2 separate regions of the Homo sapiens genome follow, and region 2 is linked to region 1. A link is a loop called in an ENCODE intact Hi-C map of the cell type or tissue named here. Cell type or tissue: CD4-positive, alpha-beta T cell. All regions are shown on one strand. Links, peaks and the distances in the headings refer to the core of each region. The heading gives the core; the rest is flanking DNA. Region 1 overlaps IRF2 (interferon regulatory factor 2). Region 2 holds the start of LINC02427 (long intergenic non-protein coding RNA 2427).

What was found. A loop is a pair of places that touch in the nucleus more often than their neighbours do. Peaks named below come from ENCODE experiments on the same cell type or tissue, not always from the same donor. Only the 100,000 strongest peaks of a DNase experiment are listed, where the experiment ranks them.
Region 2: it touches region 1 in a loop (5-fold over the local background); 37 of 110 quality-filtered maps call a loop at or near these places.

The regions. Positions count from the first base shown.
Region 1 is chr4:184,412,094-184,423,227 of GRCh38, reverse strand. IRF2 (interferon regulatory factor 2) reads left to right here. Exons shown (of 9, transcript NM_002199.4): 3 at 3,660-3,759; 4 at 4,520-4,696; 5 at 5,015-5,061. Among named protein-coding and RNA genes, the nearest start is that of LINC02362, 35 kb to the right of the region's middle. RefSeq lists enhancers at 4,008-5,207, 5,086-5,385, 5,576-5,745 and a silencer at 9,679-9,973. In CD4-positive, alpha-beta T cell, for the core only: no CTCF peak of the experiment used is centred there; DNase peaks (open chromatin) are centred at 2,097, 5,147, 5,817 and 6,057; H3K4me3 peaks cover 2,238 bases; H3K27ac peaks cover 4,103 bases.
Region 2 is chr4:184,530,059-184,541,192 of GRCh38, reverse strand. It overlaps LINC02427 (long intergenic non-protein coding RNA 2427), which reads left to right and starts at 3,610. Exons shown (of 3, transcript NR_147158.1): 1 at 3,610-3,691. RefSeq lists enhancers at 3,270-3,599, 3,670-3,879. In CD4-positive, alpha-beta T cell, for the core only: a CTCF peak has its summit at 3,021; DNase peaks (open chromatin) are centred at 3,012, 3,602 and 6,442; H3K4me3 peaks cover 2,931 bases; H3K27ac peaks cover 5,049 bases.

The DNA.
Region 1 (11,134 bases), core at 1,163-9,162:
CAGGACTGGTCACTCGGGGATGAGACACCTGGCACATACTGACGTCACGGGGTCTACACACACATAGCAACACCGTCATGTCCCATGGAACACACAACTTGTGACCAGAATGTTTACTGGTCAGAATCTCTTTCAGTTTTAAAATGAATCTTGCTTTCTCTTACCTTTTCATATGGTCTTCTTCAAAAAAAGAATCTGTGATACAATTTTAAAGATATTTCTGATAAGTTTATTAGTCTTTTCTTTTTTTTCCTGAAGTATGAAAAACTAGGTAAAGGTGACATGTAGTTTAAAAAATATTTACCATTTTAAAGTGACATTCACGATGTCATGCAGCCATCACCACTGTCCAGTTCCAGAACTTTTTATCCCTCCAAAAGGAAATGCTGTACCCATTAATCAGTCACTTCCCATTTCCCTCCCCCCTAGCTTGTGGCAACCAGTAATCTGCTCTCTGTCTCTATGGATCTCTGCTCTCTGTCTGCTCTCTGCTCTCTGTCTTTTCTGGAATATTTCATGTAAATGGAATCATTCAATTTTTGGCCTTTTGTGTCTGGCTTCTTTCATCCAGCATAATGTTTTCAAGGTTCGTCCACATGGTAGCATGTGTCAATACTCTATTCCTTTTTGTGGCTGAATAATATTCCATTGTATGGATATACCACATTTTGTTTACCCATTCATCAGCTGATGGACACTCGGGTTGTTTCCATCTTTTGGCTTTTGAAAGTAGTGCTGCTATGAACGTTTATGTTTTGGTTTGAATGTTGGCTTAGAATTCTTTGGGTATATATCCAGGTGTAAAATTCCTGGATCATCAGGTAATTCTGTGTTTCACTTTCTTGAGGAATGGCCAAACTTTTTCTCCAGAGTGGCTGTACCATTTTGCATTTCCACAGCGATGTGTGAGGATTCCAGTTTCTCCACATCCTCACCAACGTTTGTTATTTGTGTATCTTTTTTTGGAGACATGTCTGTGGGTTAGTCTGTTTCATGTTGCTACAAAGGACTACCTGGGGCTGGGTAATTTATAAAAAAACGAGGCTTCTTTGGGTCAGGGTTCTAGGCTGTACAAGAAGCATGACCTTGGCATCTGCCTCTGTTAAGGCCTCAGGATGGGAGGCAAAGGGCATTACATGGCAAGAGAGGGAGGAAGAGAGAATGGTGCAGGCGACAGGCTGTTTTGAATAATCAGCTCTCACCGGAGCTAATGGAGTGAGAGCTTACTCATTACCACGAGAACGACACCAAGCCATTCTTGAGGGATCCTGCCCCATGACCCAAACACCGTCCACCAGACCCCACCTGCAACACTAGCGATCAAATTTTAACACGAGATTTTGAGGGGACAAACACCTGAACTATTCCAGTCTACTCAGGCCTGTTGCACATTTCAAGAGGGTCCATAGTGTATGTTGCTGGGTTTGGTCAGCGCTTTTGTAGTTGCATGGCTTTTGCGGTTTCTGTGGGACTAGGTTTGGTTGTGTGTGTGTGTATGTGTATGCATGCATGCGTGCAGATGCTTAAAAAGATCTACTTTATCTGTATCAATTTTGTGTCTTGCAAGTTAGATTTCAGATTGTGTCACCCTAGAACTCCTTTGATCTAGAAAAAAGTGCAACAGCAAATTCTTAAGAATCTCGGTGTTTAAGCATAAAGCTTTAGATTCTGGGCATGCACTTCAGGAAAAGCTCTTTCACGAAATGAATTTTCACTTGTATTCATTTTCATGTGAACATCAATAAATGGCATTAAGTGATTTTGCTGTCGATTTTCATCTACATTAAAGCATAAAATGTCACTCAGCCCCTTTCTGATCACTGTCCTTTTGAAATTGGCTAACCCGAAGCCCTCTCTGTGGATGATACAGAATGAACACCGAGGAATTTATGAAAAAGTCTCTCACTTTCAGTTCTCCTTTAATAACTGACTTTTTAGAAGATGGTAGAATTTTCCTTTTAACAGGTTTTGGGAAACTCTCCAATGTTCTGAAATAGTCTTTGTTCTGGCTTTGTGATTGGTTCTGTGGAGAGGCGCTGAATCTCTTTGGGGACAGCTGGGACCCTTTCTGTGTTTCACTATGTGAGACTGAAGTGGTGGAAACTCCCTGCTGACATTTCCTCTCCTTCCTCAGCATCTAGTGCAGGGATCCGCATACCTAGCAATTACCAGAACTGCCTTGAGAGCTTTGAAAGAGTACAACCTCCTGGGCTTTAATCTCCACAGAATCCAGGTCTCAACTGGTCTGTCATAGGACAGGGACTCTTCCAAATCTAAAAGCTGGGAGACAATGAGTGGGTGATTAAGTAATAGCATATGGAGTCGCATGACCTGGGTTTTGAACTTAGACACTTATTATCCTGCAAGTTCCTTGACTAAATAGTTAAAATCTGCTTCTTGGTTTCCTCAGCTATAAAATGGAAATCGTAACATATACCTCACTCAGTAGGCTGTGGGAGGAAGACAAAACTGAGGTCCCTGTGGATGTGGGTAGTCAGATGCACAGTGCCAATGGGACCTTAGTACCTGCCGGTACCGCCACAAGAGCTGCTTGGGCCAGGTTCCTCATCTGTAGCTTTACTAAGAGTACGGCTTTGTTACTAAACCATGGGTTTCCAATCATGTGTTTTTCAGGGTTGCTTGAGGCGGTTTTGAGTTACAGACCTCAACACTGAGAGAGATGTAGAGATAGTCTGATATAAGGATTGTATTGAGGGATGTTTCTCCAGAAAAATGTGTCATTTCATAACCTCTACCTCTTTGTTTGCACTTCTTGCTATTTCTTGCAGGCAGTAGACCCACAGGGATTCGAACATTACTTTCTATTTCTGTTGGATGCACAAGCAAATGGAGATATTTGGTTTCTGTGACAGTGGCCTCAGATGTACCCGACTTTTCTTTAGTAGCATCAAGGGTTTTGGAAACTTGTCTAATTTTTAATTTACCTAAGATAGCTGGAGTTACTATTTACCAAACGACGAGAATAAATTATAAGAGTAAGCATTAGAAGTTTCGGTAGGTGGCCATTTTTCTGTGGTTTTATAAAAAAAAGAGGCACAGGGCCGGGTGTGGTGGCTCACACCTGTAATCTCAGCAGTTTGGAAGCCTGAGGTGGGCAGATCACTTGAGGTCAGGAGTTCGAGACCAGCCTGGCCAGCATGGCAAAACCCCATCTCTACCAAAAATACAAAACTTGGCCAGGCGTGGTGGCACATGCCAGTAATCCTAGCTACTCAGGAGGCTGAGGTGGGAGAATCTCTTGAACCCAGGAGGTGGAGGTTGTAGTGAGCCGATATCGCGCCACTACACTGCAGCCTGGGCAACAGAGCGAGACTCTGTCTCCAAAAAAATATATTGAAAACTAGAAAAGAGGCACAAATAATGGAACACACAAGGTCAAATCATCACCTTTGACCTTGGAAAACATTCCTGCTCTGCAAGACTTCACGAGACTGACTGTCACTCGGGGTAGTCTATCAAGATTTGGGATCCAGCGGGGGAAGTGGGTTTGGTTTACAGTAGATTTTCTTGTCAGCAGTCAACACATTCAGCGATGCTTGCTGGGGAATCTTGCTGGCTAGACCTTCACAACCTTTTGCAATGGTGGGCCAAAACCCATGACTCCAGTTCTTTACCTTTTTTTTTTTTTTTTTTTTCAGGAAAAGAAGATTTTTCAGATCCCCTGGATGCATGCGGCTAGACATGGGTGGGATGTGGAAAAAGATGCACCACTCTTTAGAAACTGGGCAATCCATACAGGTACTAAAACTCCCTGCGGCGTTTATAGAGGAAGGCACTCTTGCTTAGTTTTGTTTTTATTACACATAAAATAGCCTGGCTTATGACCTCATGAAGATGGCTCTGAAAAACCTGTGACTTGTCCCTAGGCACATCCAGGACACATGGGGTACAAACTGCAGCCCTCAGAAGTAATGCTCCCCTCATCCCATACACTCTTAGTCCTTCAATTTCCTATAAATGTGGTATTCTAAGAAGTTCCCTAGGTGTTACCGGGGAATAGAAACTCAGTTGTTCTGATGCTATAAACTTTGGTCAAATTTATCTCCCCCCCAAAAAGGTAGTCAGAAATACCTGTATTTATTACAACCTTTACGTAGGGAGCTGTTTACAGGAATGGACTTTGTTGGAGCGTCAGATGAAAAAGAGGCACTCAGCTTCCCTCTGCCTGTTGACTTTGCAGCCTCTCAGTCTTCTATATTTTTCTTACGCTGATGCTCCATTCTTCCAGCATTTATAGTTTCCTCAAGCTGTTCAGTAGAACCAGGGTGACCAACTTGTCCCAGTTTGACTGGAACTGTTCAGGTTTTAAAAACAAAATTCCCACATCCCAAGAACTTTCTCACCCCCAGGTACACCAGGACGATTGGTCACTGGAGGTATAGCATGGAGTGAAAAGGTTTCCTTATACTGCCTGACCAGCAATACTGTGTTTCCAGAAATTCCTTCCTCTGTATCTAATGTTTTCTCTCTTTTTCTTAATCTTTGTCTCTTTTGTTAGGAAAGCATCAACCAGGAGTAGATAAACCTGATCCCAAAACATGGAAGGCGAATTTCAGATGCGCCATGAATTCCTTGCCTGATATTGAAGAAGTCAAGGATAAAAGCATAAAGAAAGGAAATAATGCCTTCAGGGTCTACCGAATGCTGCCCCTATCAGAACGGCCTTCTAAGAAAGGTAAAGGCATTTACAGACTAAAATAAGGTAAATCAATTTGTGTCATCGTGCCTTCGTGATCTCTTCATTTCTACATCTGCAGTCAGTTTGCAGGTAGAATAGCCTGTTCATGCTGTAGGGGATCATTCCGCCCCTACCTGGCTTGGAAACAAGACTTTCGATTCACCAGAGGCAGTGAAAGATACATGTGGAATTTTGACCATGTACAGATTAAAGCAACAGGTTCATTGAGAGTTTCAGAAAGAATTTAATTTGAGGGAAATGTTTCTCTGGAGGCCCTTCGTGAATTAATCCAAAACTACATTTTTGTTGCCACAGGAAAGAAACCAAAGACAGAAAAAGAAGACAAAGTTAAGCACATCAAGGTAATCTTGGGTGATTCAGAGAGAAAGCCAAAGTTGGGATCCTATTAATGACTCATATTCTGCCTTGTAAAGATGAGTCACAGGACCTCAGTGTGTCCTCTTTCTTCCTTTGCTTGTGTCTTCTGTGCTTTACATGTTTGCTCTTCAGCATGTATCCACTTGCAGACATGGAGGTACACAGGGCCCTGCCTCATCCCGTTTCTCTGGGAAATTTATGAATGAAGTCACAGATTCTCACTGTGCTCGGCAGGCTGAGGCCTCCATCTGGCCACCACAGCCGTTGCCAGTGGTCATTTTGTGCCAGCTAAACTCCACAACAGCTTATTCTCATACTATTAAGTATATTTTCAGGCTATTAAGTATACTTTAATATGTATTAAATGTTATAGACCTCTATACAATGTATGAACTCTATGTTACAGACATTCCGTCACAGGCCCTTTGGTGGGGGACAGAGTGGTCAATGTCAGCACTCTATCAGAACAGCTCTCAATGGCTGCCTTCTGTCCACTGTAGAATCATCTCTCACACCCCACAAGGGTTTTCCATGGGATGTGCATGTGTGTGTCAGCTTCTCACTAGGCTGTGTCGTCTGAACTCCCCTACAGTCTGAGGATCTTTATGCATAGATTAGGTGGCCCTTGTTAAATAGTAAGAGAAGAGCCGAATATGCCCTGCAAAACTGGGGACGAGCTTCAGTGGCTGAGCAGAGAGCATACACTGCGGTCACAGACCCAGGGATCTCAGAGAGATTGTCGAGCTCCCTGGCCTCCCTTTGCAGATGAAGAAATTTAGGCGGAGGGTGTTTTTGCAGTGATGCTTTCAGTTTCACTTTTACTAGTTTTTATTTTTAACTAAATTTAAATATTGTACTGTATTAAAGGCCTAATTTTGTTTTAACTTTTCATTGTGGAAAGATTTTATGCACATAGGAAGGAGACAGTTGAGTAAAATTTACCCCATAGGCCATCATTCAGATTAATTTTAACCTTAATCAGCTCCTGGCCAGTTTTGCTTCATCAATAGCCCCTCCCATTTCCTGACTTCTAACATGAAATTGCAGCCCTTCAACCATTTTTGACTTACAGAAGTAATTTATTTATTTAATTTTTTTTAAACTGAGATGGAGTTTTGCTCTATTGGCACAGGCTGGAGTGCAATGGCGCGATCTTGGCTCATTGCAACCTCCGCCTCCTGGGTTCAAGCGATTCTCCTGCCTCAACCTCCCGAGTAGCTGAGACTACAAACACGTGCCACCATGCCCAGCTAATTTTTGTATTTTTAGTAGAGATGGGGTTTCACCATGTTGGACAGGCTGGTCTTGAACTCCTGACCTTAAGTGATTCGCCCACCTCAGTCTCCCAAAGTGCTGGGAATACAGGCGTGAGCCACGGCACTCGGCCCCAAAACAATTTTTTATAGTTCAGCTTTTTTTTGAACTATTTTTTGGAATTTGAAGCAAATTCCAAACCTCATAGCATTTCTTCCATAATAGTTCAGTATATATATTTAAAAGATAAGTGCTCTGTAAAAATACCATGATGTCATTACTGTACCTGAAAAAGTTCACAGTAATTTCTCAATATCAGTGAATATCCAGCCAGTGGTCAGAGTTTCAGTTGTTTCATACATGTTATAACATTCGTGTAGTTTGTTACTTAAATTAAGACCCATATAAAATCCACATGTGATTTTTGAATGTCTTTTAAGTATTTTTTAAGGATATATGTTTCTCCTATATTACCTCTTAAAACATTTTTTTTTTTTTACAATTGAACAAACCTAGTTGTTAGCCATATCGTTTCTCACAGTTTTTTTTTTCGTTTTTTTTTTTTTTTGTTTTTTTTTTGAGACAAGGTCTTACTCTGTCACCCAGGCTGGAGTGAAGTGACGCGATCATAGCTCACTGCAGCCCCAACCTCCCGGGCTCAGGTGATCCTCCCGCCTCAGCCTCCCTCTAGTAGTTGGGTCTACAGGTGTGTGCCACCAAGCATGGATAATTTAAAAAAATTTTCTTTTATAGAGGTGAGGTTTCATTCTGTTGCCCAGGCTGGTCTCAAACTCCTGGCCTCAAGTAATCCTCTTGCCTCGGCTTCCCAAAATGTTGGAATTACAAGTGTGAGCCTGGCTGAGTTTGTATTTTTAAGGCCTACGTTTTGATTCATGTTATTTAGTCAGAAAAGCACAGCTTTCTCACACATGTGTGAGAATTTGCTACAATTTCAAGTGTGACTGAATCGTATTTACTACTCTTTTCCCATTATCTAGCTCAGTGCCTGGCCCAGAACAGATCACTAATACGTATTTGATAACTGAATAGATGCATCCGCATTTGTTGACTAAATAGATGTATAAATAAGTAGGATATGTGGGGTGGGAGTGAGGGGTTTTCCATTAGGATGCAGATTTAATTTCATAATCGCAGTTAATGGAGAAATAAGAACGGAGTAACAGATGTTGCCTTTTCAACACACTTTGCTCACATGTACCCACTGTATTCCATCGAACGCCAGATGCCAATGATGCTAAGATGCACTGTTATTTTATGTATCTCTTAGAAAAACTGCTTGCAATGAAACCATGACACGTAATGGATTGAAAGGCATGTCCTCTTTCAGGGATGTGGCAATGCGAGGAAATGTACATCTTAGTAGTTCATGCCATGTGGTGGTCCCGTTTGTCTGGGATCTCTACAGCCACATGGGCACTGGTGGTGTCTTCACATGGCCCTGAAATGAGCAAGTTGTGGAAGGCACGGTCCTGGGTGGGCTTGACCATCCTGGCCCAGGGAAGTAAGTGAGAGATCCCGTTAGGTGCAGCCGTGTGGGTCAAGAGCCACCTCAGCCAAGTGTGTTTTATGAAATCCTTGTGCCGTGAAGATATGATTCATACCTGAAACTTTTTTCTTGAAAGGACCTGATTCCTTCAGCGGAAGGCAGGTGATTCATTAGGCCTAAACACAGCCTTACTTTTGAATTTAGATCTACTTGCATTGTGCTTTCCAGTGTAGCAGGGAAGCTCAGAAGAGGCCAGTGGGCTTCCCGAGTTCTGTGCTTCCTGGCTGTTCAAGCTATTGTGTGGACTCAGTGTCTCTGTAGAGTGTTTGAAAAGTGAACTCCCTAGGGCGTCTGGAATTGGAAAGTCAGAGGACAATTACTAGCTATTAATATATTACTTTTTAATTGTGTATCAAAACACCCAAGCACTGAGTTAATATATCCTGTGCAAATATACTAAACCTACTTAGTCTATCCAAATATGTAACTGGATACACTACGTAGGTTTCTTCTACTGAGGAAATTTGTCTTTCATATGGTAACTAGGTATGAATATTTGCTGTTGAAGCAAGCTTTTCCCAATCTTCAAGTTGAAGTTTTAATTAGCAAACAATGTTTACAACATGTAGGCCAAGTATTAGAATTTTCTTGGGGTCACTCATGATTTATCTCCATGCTATATGTCCCCCAACAAATAGTCTCCCCAAGACTGGAACACCCAAGGCCCATTGGCCATGTGGCAGGTGCAGAAACGGCCTCAGCATCCTCTGACATTTCGCTTTGTGAGCATATCCCTACAAACTCAGTCAGCCATGTTTTCCTTGAGCTAAGCCCCACCTGTGCGGCGGTAACTGGTTATCTAAGGAAATAAGAACAAGAAAAACAGCTGGGTACAGTGGTACATGCCTGTCCCAGCTACTCAGGAGGCTGAGGTGTAGGAGGATGGCTTGAGCCCAGGAGTTTGAGGCTGCAGTGAGCCGTGATTGCACCACTGCGCTCCAGCCTGGGCAACAGAGCAGGACCCCTTCCCCACCTCAAAAAAGAAAGAAAAACAATAATGAGAAATCCTGGATTCTACATCATCAGTGCATGTATATGTTTCAGAAAATATCATGGAACGGTTTGCTCTGAGACTTCAGACAAGGCCAAGAACAGTAAGAATAGAAGTAGTTAAAACAGAGGGGTGCTAGTTGATATTTTTGAGCTGATTCCAAGTTCCCAGCTATGATTTTTGTCTCACTGAGTTCTCCCTGTGATGGGCAGGTCATTTCCCTTTTATACATTTAGGAAATGGGTGCACAGAGAAGCTGATTCATTTTCCCAAGGCTGCATTGCTTTACAGAGCTGAGATTTGAATCCAAGTTTGTCCACCGGGTGCCTCGTAGCCTTTGGGGCCTAAGCCAGGCCTTGAGGGGTGGACAGGGTCAAACTGGTCCTTCCGCAGCACTAGGGGCATCAGGAATGAAGGCCTGGAGATTACAGTTGGTTTGTCTTTCCTGGATGAGACAGGAAACTGGCTTAATTAGAGCAGGAGTTTGTGTGAGAGGGCAATGGGAAATACAGGCATGTAGGTGGGGCGAATAGAAATGGGTACTTCCTGCTTCGGAGGGTTGTTTGCAGCTGAAACATACATGCTTGAAACTGTAAAGTGCTTCCGGATCAAAGTGTTAGTGTTATGAAGGAGACAGAATTGGGAAGGGCTGCCAAAGTCGCTTGGAAAAGATTAGGCCTGGTCTGTATTCGTTCTGAGCACAGACCTATGGGTAGAAGTTACAGAAAAGCAGATAGGGGTTCGGCTGCTCTTTCTCATAGAGCTGTTGGCTCTAACAGTGACCTGAGCTGGATTAAAACACAGCACACTCCCTGGCAGGGCTGCTACTGGAGTGATCCCTTCACTAGTTGGAAGAGGTCTTCAGTTTTTAAACTTTAATCAAATGAAAGCACACACCAGCAACTCACTTGAAAAACAGATAAGATGAGAGATGCCCTGGGTGAAGCAGGTTATCAGGCTTATTCTGCCTGCCCGGGATCCTCCCTTCCCATGTGGTAGCTCAGAACGGGAGCTCCGAACCCAGTTGGAAGAGCTTGAGGGACAGTTTTACGGAATGAGACACAGTTGAACTCCTTGTAGCACACTTAGAGCAGGCGGGAATTGATATGTAAGGGAGGCCTTTCTCACCGGGATGGGAAGGAGTGGGAGGCAGGAGAGACTGCTGTGGAAAGGCAGTAGCTGGTGCCACTGGCATGGAGGGAGGAGACATTTCTCCAGAAAGTGGAAGAGGGTACGGAGGATGCAGATAAGAGCGGCCTAAAGAGGAGGCCCCGGCGTTTTGCACCTTCAGAAGCGAGTGTTGGGAATGCAGGTCGTTTTGTGGAGAGGGTGTTTCGCTTTGGACATGCTGCCTTTGAAGTGACAGAGAGCCCTGAAGGTAAATGCCAGCTAGAAAGTTGGAGGGTACAGCACTTGAGTGAGTGCCCAACGGGCAGATGTGTGGTCATTTACTTGAGAATGGCGTTGGTAGCTTTGGAAACTGATGCCTTCTCTAAGAGATGCAGACAAAGGCCCGCAGAGAAGATGCAGAGAAAAGTGAGCTAAGGGAAAAAGTCAAGAGGGAAGCTGCAGTGAGAGAAGGGAGGAAGAGAATGACGATGGCCTCATTCCAAGCAAGGAGCAGAAGGAAGGTGGTTCTGGGACCGGGCAGGAGGCCCCAGCCTGTCTTACGAGAGCTTCTGTTGTCAGTGGCATTGCGCCTCTGTGCTGGGTGTGTGCACTCGCCAAGGTCCAGTTCCCTGACCTGCTTGTGAAGTCCAGCTGTCAGCCTACACGTTCTGTTAGCAGAGACTTAGAGATGTCCTTAAATTTGATGTCCTTAAATCTGGCTTCAAAGAGACTGGCTTTGCACAGATGAGTTAGAGCATTTTGGAAGGTGGGAGGTGGGCTGGAGGCCCATTAAATGGGACTTCAGGGACAAGGGGCATTAGCACAGGGTTGAGACAGCATGGGCTCGGAGCAGAGGGGAGTCCCTCTGCTGTCCTCTAACTCTGGTCTGTCCCCAAGCCCATTCAGCAAGTGTAGCTTCAAGACCAGCTAAAGGTGTATTATTTTACAGGTCTAAAGAAGTGTGCTCCTGCCCCTGAACTCTCTCTTGTGCCAGTTTGCTTTTGCTTAAAATCCCTTAAACCAGAGACCAAACCTTGGATTCTGTAATTATAGCAAAGGTTCTTGAGCGTCAATGTTTGGCGGAGTTCATGCACCCACGTAGATCAATCCTTGGATTCTACAATTAGAGCAAAGA
Region 2 (11,134 bases), core at 1,520-9,519, 120 kb before region 1:
CCTGGCTATAGTAGTAATATTTATATTAGACTTAAACTTTGCTGTTGATATAGTCAAAACAGAACTGTTTTAAGTTTCTTTTTCACTATATATATAGATATAGATTTTTTTTTTTTTTGAGATGGAGTCTCACTCTATCTCCCAGGCTGGAGTGTGCAGTGGCACAATCTTGGCTCACTGCAACCTCTGCCTCCCGGGTTCAAGTGATTCTCCTGCCTCAGCCTCCCAAGTAGCTGGGACTACAGGTGCATGCCACTACACACGGCTAATTTTTGTAATTTTAGTAGTGACGGGGTTTCACCATATTAGCCAGGCTGGTCTTGAACTCCAGACTCCAGACCTCGTGATTCACCGCCCCCCCACCTTGGCTTCCCAAAGTGCTGGGATTAGAGGCGTGAGCCACCACACCTGGCGTTTCACTAGATATTTTATTTGTGATGGAAGCTATCTCAGCAGTTCGGATGCCTGGCTGACAGCTGGGTCAGGATTCAGGTGCCATTGCCACTAAAAGCAAGGGCCATAACTTTCACCCAACTAGAGGGATTAATAATTCTTAATGATTTGTACTCGGCCTTCCCCTCCCTTAGTACAGATAATTGAGAATTGACTGTTACTGTTTTATTTCTTTGTTATCTTTTATGTAGTATTATTTGTTATTTATTATATTATTATGTAGTATTATTATCTTAATCAATATAATACTCCAATAAATCCAAATAACCAAATAATAGTATAAATATAGTATCAATAATATAAATACTACTAACAGCCAAATCTTAAGTAATTGAAGAAATAAAAATCACAAAAAAAGATGTTTTATGCTGGACTCCATATTTGGTTGTTTATACCTAACTTTTAGAAAATTCCAGCTTTCCCTTCTCTGAATTTCCTGGGTTTTATCTAAGTTCTCTGATTAAGAACCTCATCTTTTGGCTCCAACTATATATTCCTTGATTGTAGATTTAAATTCCCAGGTGGTTGTCTCACTAGAATCCACTCCTCCCCTCCCCTAAAAGGAGCTGATTAATTAGGTGAAAGCACAGTCCCAATAACTAATTTAACTATGTTCTATTTAAGTAGCAGGCTTTCTCTCTTGTGAGATCCTGCTATTTGATGTAAAGAAAAAAGGCCTTCTTGTCAAAATTTATCAAGACTTTATATATACCGTATAATCTTCAACCTCCTAGTTCTGCTCTGATATGTATTATTTCTTTCCTTCTTCTAATTTTGGGTGTGATTTATTCTTGCTGTTCTAGTTCCTTGAGGTGCATCATTAAGTTGTATATTTGACATACTTTTCTATTTTTTTGATGCAGGCATTTATTGCTATAAACTTCCCTCTTAGCATTGCTTTTGCTGTATCCCACAGGTTTTTGTATGTTGTTTATATTTTCATTTCTTTCAAGAAATTTTTGAATTTTTTTCTTAATGGTTGTTCTGAAGCAGGCTGTTCGAGCTCCCTGTATCTGTACAGTTTCTGAAGTTTCTCTTTTTATTGATTTCTAGTTTGACTCCATTGTAGTCTGATAAGATACTTGATATGATTTTGATTTAAAAAATTTGTTGAGCTGGTCATGGTGACTCATGCCTGTAATCCCATCAATTTGGGAAGCTGAGGCAGGCAGATTGCTTGAGCCCAGAAGTTGGAGACCAGCCTGGGCAACATGGTGAAACCCCATCTCTACAAAACTACAAAAAATTAGCCAGGCATGGTGGTGTGTGCCTGTAGTCCCAGCTATTAGGGAGACTGAGATGGGAGGATCACCTTAACCCGGGGAGGTTGAGGCTGCAATGAGCCATGAGTGCTATTGCACTCCAGTTCTGAGAGACAGAGTGAGACCCTGTCTCAAAAAACAAAAACACAGAGACATATACATAAATACTCTGCAGAATCTATGTATGTATGTATGCATTTCCCTGCAGAGGACAAAGGGCTACATAAGGGACACTACTTGTAAAGTTTTTGTTTTTTGCATGTGTGTTTTTTGGGGATGGAGATTTTTTGAGACTGGCTATCTGGCCAACTTCAAAATTCCACAAGAATGAAGATTGGGTGGCAGGCATTTGACTTGCACAGTTATGCATTTTATTTGGTCACCCAGGTCTTCCACACAACCCATTTCATTAGTCATTAGTCAAATTCAATTTTCTTTTTTTTTTTTTTTTTTTTAGACAGAGTCTCACTCTGTCACCCAGGCTGGTGTGCAGTGGCACAGTTTCAGCTCACTGCAACCTCTGCCTCTCAGGCTTAAGCGATTCTTCTGCCTTATTCTCCCGAGTAGCTGGGACTACAGGTGCGTGCCACCACGCCCAGGTAATTTTTGTATTTTTAGTAGAGACGGGGTTTCACCATGTTGGCCAGGATGGTCTTGAACTCTTGACCTTGTGATCCGCCCGGCTCGGCCTCCCAAAGTGCTGGGATTACAGGTATGAGCAATCGTGCACGGCCATAATTTTTTTGGTTTTCTTTTCTTTTCTAGAAAGAAACAGGGAGGAAGGAAGGAAGGAAGAGAGGAAGGATCTGAAGTAAATATGATAAAACTTTGTCGTAGATACCAAGGTGTTTAAAAATTGCTCTATGTGTTTTTCTTTATACTTATTTCAAACCAAAAAATTATTTCATCTTTGTAAACAATGAGGAAAATACACATAAGTTTTATAAAATGCAACACTCTCATCCAAAGAAGACTAATTTTAACATTTTGATGTATATGAGTCCAGACTGTGCCATACGTTCATTTGCCTACAAGTCCTAATATATAATATGCGTTGGTGCTTTTTGTTGTTGTTTTTTTTGGGGGGATAGTTTTTGAAGAAGCCAAAAATTTTTTAAAAAGTTCTATTTATAAGGTAGATGACTCTGAGGTTTGTTCTTTCTCTGAGTCTGCGTCGGCTCGCCTTCCTTGATTCTACGACGTTTTGTCACAGTTCCACAGTCCCGTTTGTAGATCGTGTGGGTTATTCTTCACCCCACTCTGTCCACTTGGGGGCTATCTCAGTCCATTTCAGATCTGAGACTGGACGGAGGCCGACACCCGTTTCCAAGCCAAGTCTTCCTGTGCGGCCGACATTCATCAGATCACCCTCCCTCTGTGAAACGAGGTCTCCTAACGGCACCCCCTGACTTTTTTTCGACACCCTCATACATTTGGCCCTCGGTATCCACAGTGTTCCCCACCGATGGATTCAATCAACCAGGAATCGAAAATATCCTTTAATAAATTGCATCTGTACTGAACACGTACAGACTTTTCCTTACCATTATTCCCTAAACAACACAGTATAACAATTATTTACATTGCATTAGGTATTAGAAATAATCCAGAGAAGATTTAAAGTACACGGAGGATGTGCGTAGGCGATATGCAAATATTACGCCATTTTATATCAGGGACTTGAGCATTCCGGATTTGGTATCAGCACAGGTCCTGGAACCAATTCCCCAAGGATGTGGAAGGAGGACTGTATCATTCAGGAAAAAGTACAATCCTCTGCGGTGCTGCCCCCAGCTCCCCGCCTTCACCACTGCGCCTGCGCCTCCGAGAACGGACTACAACTCCCAGGATGCACCGCGCCCGCCACCGCCCTGGCAGCCCGACTTCCTGCTGGAGGTTTCCTGTGGCTTGGGGCTCCGCCCGGTATGGGGAAAGTTTAAGGCGGAAGAGCCCTCGTTTGTCGGCTGCTTGGGAAGGTATTGGGAACAGCTTATGTTTTTCTTTCACAAAAAAGCAGCAGGCACCACAGAGAGAGACGGCTGTCTAGTTTTTTGTTGGGCACAGATCTTGCTTCTCTGAACCGGGAGAGAGGTGTTTGCCCCTCGCTGCGGGGGCCCAGCACAGGTGGTTCCTGCTGGCTGTTGTCCTTGGTCACATCGTCCTTGGAGTTGTAGGAATCCCTCCCAGACTGTGGGATAGGCTGACAATCTTGGATATTATTGTAGTGGTGAATGTTTTCTCTTTAAGGGATTTCAGTGGGAAATTTAGAGGAACGTAGAGGAGGCTGTTGGGTATTTTACCCTGCGTGCTTCCTTTAGAGATTGTTCTGAGCTGTGTACTTTGTAATCCTTGGGCCCGGGATTCTTATCATGTTCTTTTCACTGGTTTTGGTTAATGTGTTTGTTCTGAAGACAGTAGCCTGGGGGAATGAGACATCTCCTTAAGGCGCCGCTTGACTGACAGACACCCTTAATGTATGTAATTCATGGAAAACTACAGTCCCCACCTCACCCCCCTAAAAAAGCAAAACATCTGAGTTAGGGGGTGTGTCAGATTGAAATGGTTGAAGAGTGAATGGTGGCTGGAAGGTGAGCAGTTAGAAGTGATTGCAAATTCCTTTCCAGTATATTGTCAAGAAGGATAGGATGGTGGCCTGACACCCAGCTCTGCTATTTATTCTGTTATCTCTTACAGGTTAGTCTCCCTCTTTGAGTCTTAGTTTCTTGTCTGTAAAATAAGGGTGATATTACCGGTCCTCCCTGCTTGTCAGTTTTTGTGAAGGCAGTTCAAAATAAAGTATGTCAACATAGTTCCTAAACCCCACAGTCTCCCAAAAGTGAGTGAGTTGGTAATCAGTAGAGTGTCCAGTGTAATACAAGGCCAGGGCCGCTAGAAATGCCGTTCAAAGCAGACCGCATCTACAAAATACCTTCACAGTAACAGCTAGATTAGTGTTTGATTAAATAATTTAATTAAATAATAATAATTAATAATAGCCTAGCCAAGTTGACACATAAAACTAACCCTCATACCCCAGAAAGTCTTTGCTCAAATATTATGTTTTCCTAACATTTAAAATTGCAGTCCTACACACGTGTACATCTTCCCTAATATTCTCTCTTCCCGTTCCCCTAGCCTGCTTTCCTTTAGCATTTATTATCTTTGAGCCATCCCTGTATTTCTTATCTCTATCTTTATTGTCTTTTTGCCTTCTCTGGAATGTTAGCTCCACGTGGGCGGGGCATTTTTGTCAATGTTGTGAACCGATGAATCCTCAGCACCCAGCACAGCATCTAGCACACAGTGGGCTCCTAAGAAACCTTTGCAAATCACCGAATGAAGCATTAATGTGAGCACTCAGTAAATATTTTTTCAAATGAATTTAGAGCTGGAGTTCATCATGAGATATTCCTGAACAGCCTCAGTAGGAGAGAAGTAGGAAAAGGGTAGAAGCATGGCAGATTATAGGAAAAAAGAGAAAATTTTCAGAGTTTGACATCTAAGAAGTCGAAGATTTAGTGAAGAAGGAGCACAGACTTGGGTGTTAAGTTCCCTTTACCCCTTAGCTGTGTAACTTTGGACAGGTTGTCTAATCTCCTTGAACCTCAGTTTCTTCGTCTGTAAACTGGAAATAGTAATACTTATCATGTAGGGTTGTACCAGTGGTGACAAGTTGATGCGTTTAATGGGCTTAGCATAGGACCTGGCCCACAGTGAGTGTTTATTAAGAGGTGTCTGTTGCCATCACCACCATCATCATCATCATTATTCAATATCAAAGTGGGGAAATTTATAAGAAATCATTGAAGTGTACTAAAAGTAAAATTTTGGGATTTCAGTCTAGCCTGTGAAGTTGGGATGTTAAAAATCTGAAACAATGTTAACACACAAGTTTGGTTTGTACAGAGTGTCAGGGCATAGTCACTTTTGTGCCAGGTCCTTTTATTTTGTTTCAAAACAGAATGAAAATCTTTTCAGCATATATAGCCCATAAAACACAGTAATTGACATCAAATCCTTCAGTTTGCCCCAAGCTGCCACTTAAAGTGCAGAGTTAGTTGGTTCCAGGTCAGAGGTGCCATTCATTTATTTTCAACTGATACATGAGACAAAAAGTGCAGTCTTCACTGCTGATGTTCTGCTCACCAGGATTCTTTTGTTATCTCCTGAGGTTGTTGCTTTGGACAACAAGAGAGATGTTAGGTTCCAGCAAAGCTCCATAAAGACACTGACTCAACTCCACCATAAGTATAACCTGTCACCATAAGTAAAACTGAAAGGATACACCTTATCACCATACTATATATATATACTGTATACTATAGTATATACCTTATCACCATAAGTATAGCTGAAAGGTTTCCTGAAAGATCCAAAGGAATATACACTCACAGAACCCTCGATATGTCGCGTTGCTTGCATATCAATATCATTTCTGGTGTTCTAACAGAACTTTTAGGATTGGTCCCCTCTGATAAATGGTAATTTTCCTGATATGTGGGTTGCGTGTTTATCTGAGAAATGCTAATTCTGGAAAAGTGTGAACCTGGTCATTCTCCATGGCATTATGCCCAGTTTTAACTTCTTGAGAGGAGACATTTGTAGTTAGGAAGAAAAGTAGATTTAATGTAGAGGAAAGATGAAGGCCGGATGTTTGAGGTTTTTCTTCTGGTCTTTCTGTTTCCTGTAGTATCTGAATATAGCTAGTTACAATATTTCATGTCTATTTAAGAAGTGGGCAGATTGTGAAAAAATAGCTGCAGTGTTCTGAGTTATGATCTTGTTTCTTGGTTTCTGTTTTGCTCTGTTGTTATGAGAAATAAATGGGAGGGAGAGCCATAGTTTAAGAATGATAGATTCTTCCAGCAGTTCTTTTTTGACTCAAGGCCATTTCCTCACAGAGGGCTGTGGAATGTGTAGTAACATTCTTCAGAGTGTCATTCAATTCAGGATGGATGGACTTTAGTAGAGAACAGCAGTCACTGTGAACTTACTTCAGGATTACAAGATATTTTCTTACCTAAATGTTAGAGATGGAATCATGAAAGTACCACTGTTCTGTGCTCTGTTTCCCGAATGGAAAAAATACTGATTTAAATTGAATTAGTCTTTGTTCTTCTGTGTATTTATTAGGCATGCTTATAATAAAGAATTAAAACAATACTTTCAAATTTATTATTTATTTATTTTTATTTTTTTGAGGCAGAGTCTCACTTTGTCACCCAGGCTGGAGTGCAGTGGTACAATCATGGCTCACTTCAGCCTTGACCTCTGGGCTTAAGTAATCCTTATGTTTCAGCCTCCCAAGTAGCTGGGACCCACAGATGTGTGCCACCATGCCTAGCTAATTTTTTATTTTTATCTTTTGTAGAGGTGGAGTCTTGCTGTGTTGTCCAGGCTAGTCTTGGCCTGGCCTCAAGTGATCCTCCCACCTTGGCCTCCCAAAGTGCTGGGAGTACAGACATGGGCCACTGTGCTCAGCCCAAATTTATTATTTTCAAATTAAAGATGTACCTAATTGATGTCCTGTCTAAAGCATTAAAATATCTTGATAAATCCTTTCCTAATAGGAATAGCCCAGGATAAAATTGGGTATGACTCTGCCCCTCACTCTTTTTGTTTTGAAGGTAGCATGTCCGAGTCTACGTTCTTTCTGATAATGAATGCATCTGGCAGAGATGCAAGCCTTATCTTCTGTTGTTAACATTGTTTCACAGCCTCAGATCAGTCACTGCACAGCCCCAGGGGGGCCTACACATCAAATTGTGATTTTTTCGAGGAGGAGGCCATGAGTATGTATTCTCATCAGGTTCTTAATAGGAGAGGGGGATAATTCAGGTTCTATTTAAACATTGCTCTTTTTGTTCCTGAGGTATGTCAGCTGAGGTCACTTTGTAAGGAAAATTGAGATTGTGTTCCCAAGATTCCGGCCACTTCCCAAGGACACTGACTCAGTTCTTGTTCTCACCCAATTCAGTATCTCAGCTTCCAGCGGGCAGAACCTTACCTCACCAGATCCTTAACGGGTATCTTTTTCTCCAACTCTAGCCTCCTCCCACATTGCTTAGTTTCCCCATTTTTTCCCAACTCATCTGGAGCCCTGATTTTTTTTTTCTTTTTTTGAGATGGAGTCTCTCTCTTGTCGCCCAGGCTGGAGTGCAGTGGCGCGATCTCGGCTCACTGCAAGCTCCGCCTCCCGGGTTCATGCCATTCTCCTGTCTCAGCCTCCCGAGTAGCTGGGACTACAGGCGCCCGCCACCACGCCCGGCTAATTTTTTGTCTTTTTAGTAGAGACGGGGTTTCACCGCGTTAGCCAGGATGGTCTCGATCTCCTGACCTCGTGATCCGCCCGTCTCGGCCTTCCAAAGTGCTGGGATTAAAGGCGTGAGCCACCGCACCCGTACTTTTTTTTTTTTCTTTTTTTTGAGGCATGGTCTCACTCTTGCCCAGGCTGGAGTGCAGTGGCGCGATCTCGGCTCACTACAAACTCCGCCTCCTGGGTACCAGGGATTCTTCTGCCTCGGCCCCCCAAGTAGCTGGGACTACAGGCGTGCGACACCACGCTTGGCTAATTTTTGTATTTTTAGTAGAGATGGGGTTTCACCATGTTGCCCAGGCTGGTCTCAAACTCCTGAGCTCAGGTGATCTGCCTGCTTCGACCTCCCAGAGTGCTGGGATTACAGGCATGAGCCATGGCGCTCATAGATACAGGTATAGATTGAAGTTCTTTTTTTTCTTTCAGCAAATGGATATCTAATTGTTTCAGTATCATTGGCTGAAAAGACTATTGTTTTTCCACAGAATTTCCTTTAACTTTGTCAAAAATTAATCACCCACGTTTGTGGAAATAATTCTGTTCTCTCTATTCTGTTTCATTAGCCTATTTGTCTATCTCTATGCCAAGATAACACTGTCCTGATTACTGTACCTTTATAATAAACCTTCAAATCAGGTAGTGTTAGCCCTTCAACTTCATTCTCCATTTTAAAAGTTGTTTGGGCTGTTCCAAGTCCTTTAATTTCCCTGTGAATTTTAGAATTAGCTTTTCAATTTATATTAAAAACTTTGCTAAGATTGTAATTGGGATTCTCTTAAATCTGTAGATCAATAGATTTAACTGACATATCAACAATATTGAGTCATATACGTGCATGCCCATGAATAAGGTGTATTTCTCCATTCATTTAGCTCTTTAATTTCTCTGGTAAAAATTTCTTCAATAGGACATCAAAAGCACTAGGCATAAAAAGAATATTGATAAATTGGACTCACCCAAATTAAAAATTCTGCTTTTAATTTTTTTAGTTAAAATTTTATTACTAATATTATTTTTGATGGACAGATCTTAATTTTATACATTTATTGGGTACAATGTGATGCCTTGATATATGTATACAATATGACATGATTAAATCAAGCTAATTAAACATGTCCATCACCTTGCTTACTGTCATTTTTTAGGGTGAGACATTTGAAATTTACCGTGTTATTCTGAAATATATAACACATTATTATGACTCTGGTTACTTTGCTGTGCAATAGATCTCAAAGTCTATTCCCCTTGTCTGTCTGAAACTTGTGCCCTTTGATTAACAGCTCCTCATTCCCTGCATCCTCACCACCCTACCACCTCAACCTCTGGTAACCATCATTCTATTCTCTATGTCTATGAATTTAACTTATTAGATCCACATATAAGTAAGATTATTCAATATTTGTCTTTCTGTGCTTGTTAATTTCACTTAGCATAATGTCCTTCAGATTAATCTATTTTGCCATAAACAGTATTTTGGGACTAAATAATATTCTATTGTATATATATATCTCAGAGACGCTCTCAAGAGAATAAAGAGACTGGGAGATAATATTTGAAAATCATATCTGTTAAAGGATTGGTATCTATGATATTAAAAAAAACTCTCAAAAGCCAACAATAAGAAAGCAAACAACTCAATTAAAAAATGAGCAAAAGATTTGAACGACACTTGTTCAAAGAAAGCCTGTGGATGGCAAATAAGCACATGAAAAGATGCTCAACTTCATTAGTCAGTAGAGAAATGCAAAATTTTTTATGTGTATAAATTTACAGGCACAAGTGCAATTTTGTTATATGCATTCATTACATAGCAGTGAAGTAAAAGCTTTTACAATATCCGTCCCCAAATAATGTGTATTGTACCCATTAAGTAATTTCTCAGGGAAATGCAAATTAAAACCACAAGGAGAAACCACACCTACTGGAATGATAAAAATAAAAAAAATCTGACTATATGCTAAGTGTTGTTTGGATGTGGAGGATCTGGAACTCTTATTCACTGCTGGTGGGAATATAAAACTGTGCAAATACTCTGCAAAACAGTTTTGCAGTTTCTTAAAAATTTAAATGTACACCTGTCATCTGATCTGGCTATTCCATTCTCATATTTAGCCTGGACAAATGAAAGCATATGTCTCTACAAAGACGTGTATTTGAATGTTCGTAGAAGCTTTACTTGTAATAGACCCAAGCTGGAAATAACCCAAATGTCTATCAGCAGGTGAATGGATAAACAAACTGTGGTATATTTAAATAGTACTCAGCAATAACAGGGAGGGAACTATTGGGGCATGCTGCAACATGGATGAATCTCAAAATTATTATGCTGTGTGAGACAAGCAAGGCAAATAAAAACGTACATATTGTATGATTTTCACTTATAAAAATTCTACAAGATGCAAATGCATGTATAACAACAGAAAGGTGGTCTGGGAAGGAGGGGCAAGAGGGAGGGATTTCAAAGGGGCCCTAGAAAGTTTCCAAGGGTGATAGATATGTTCATTATTTTGATTGTGATGATGGTTTTACAAGCATATTCATGTGCCAATACTTATTACACTGTACATACAAAATACTGTCATCCCTCAGTACCCAAGGGGGATTGATTTCAGGACCCTCAAAGATACCAAATTCCATTTGCATATAACCTACACACATCCTCCCATATACTTTAAATCATCTCAAGATTACTGTATTAGTCCGTTTTCATGCTACTGATAAAGACATACCCGAGACTGGGTAATTTATAAAGAAAAAGAACGGACTCACAGTTCCACGTGGCTGTGGAGGCCTCACAATCATGGTGGAAGGTGAAAGGCACGTCTTACATGGTGGCAGGAAAGAGAGAATCAGAATCAAGCGAAAGAGGAAACCCCTTATAAAATCATCAGATCTCGTGAGACTTATTCACTACCACAAGAACAGTATGGGGGAAGCTGCCCCCATGATTCAATGATCTCCCACCAGGTCCCTCCCACAACATGTGGGAATTATGGGAGCTACAATTGAAGATGAGATTTGGGTGGGTGGGGACACAGCCAAACCGTATCAATTACTTATAGTACCAAATACAGTGTAAATGCTACATTACTATACTGTATTG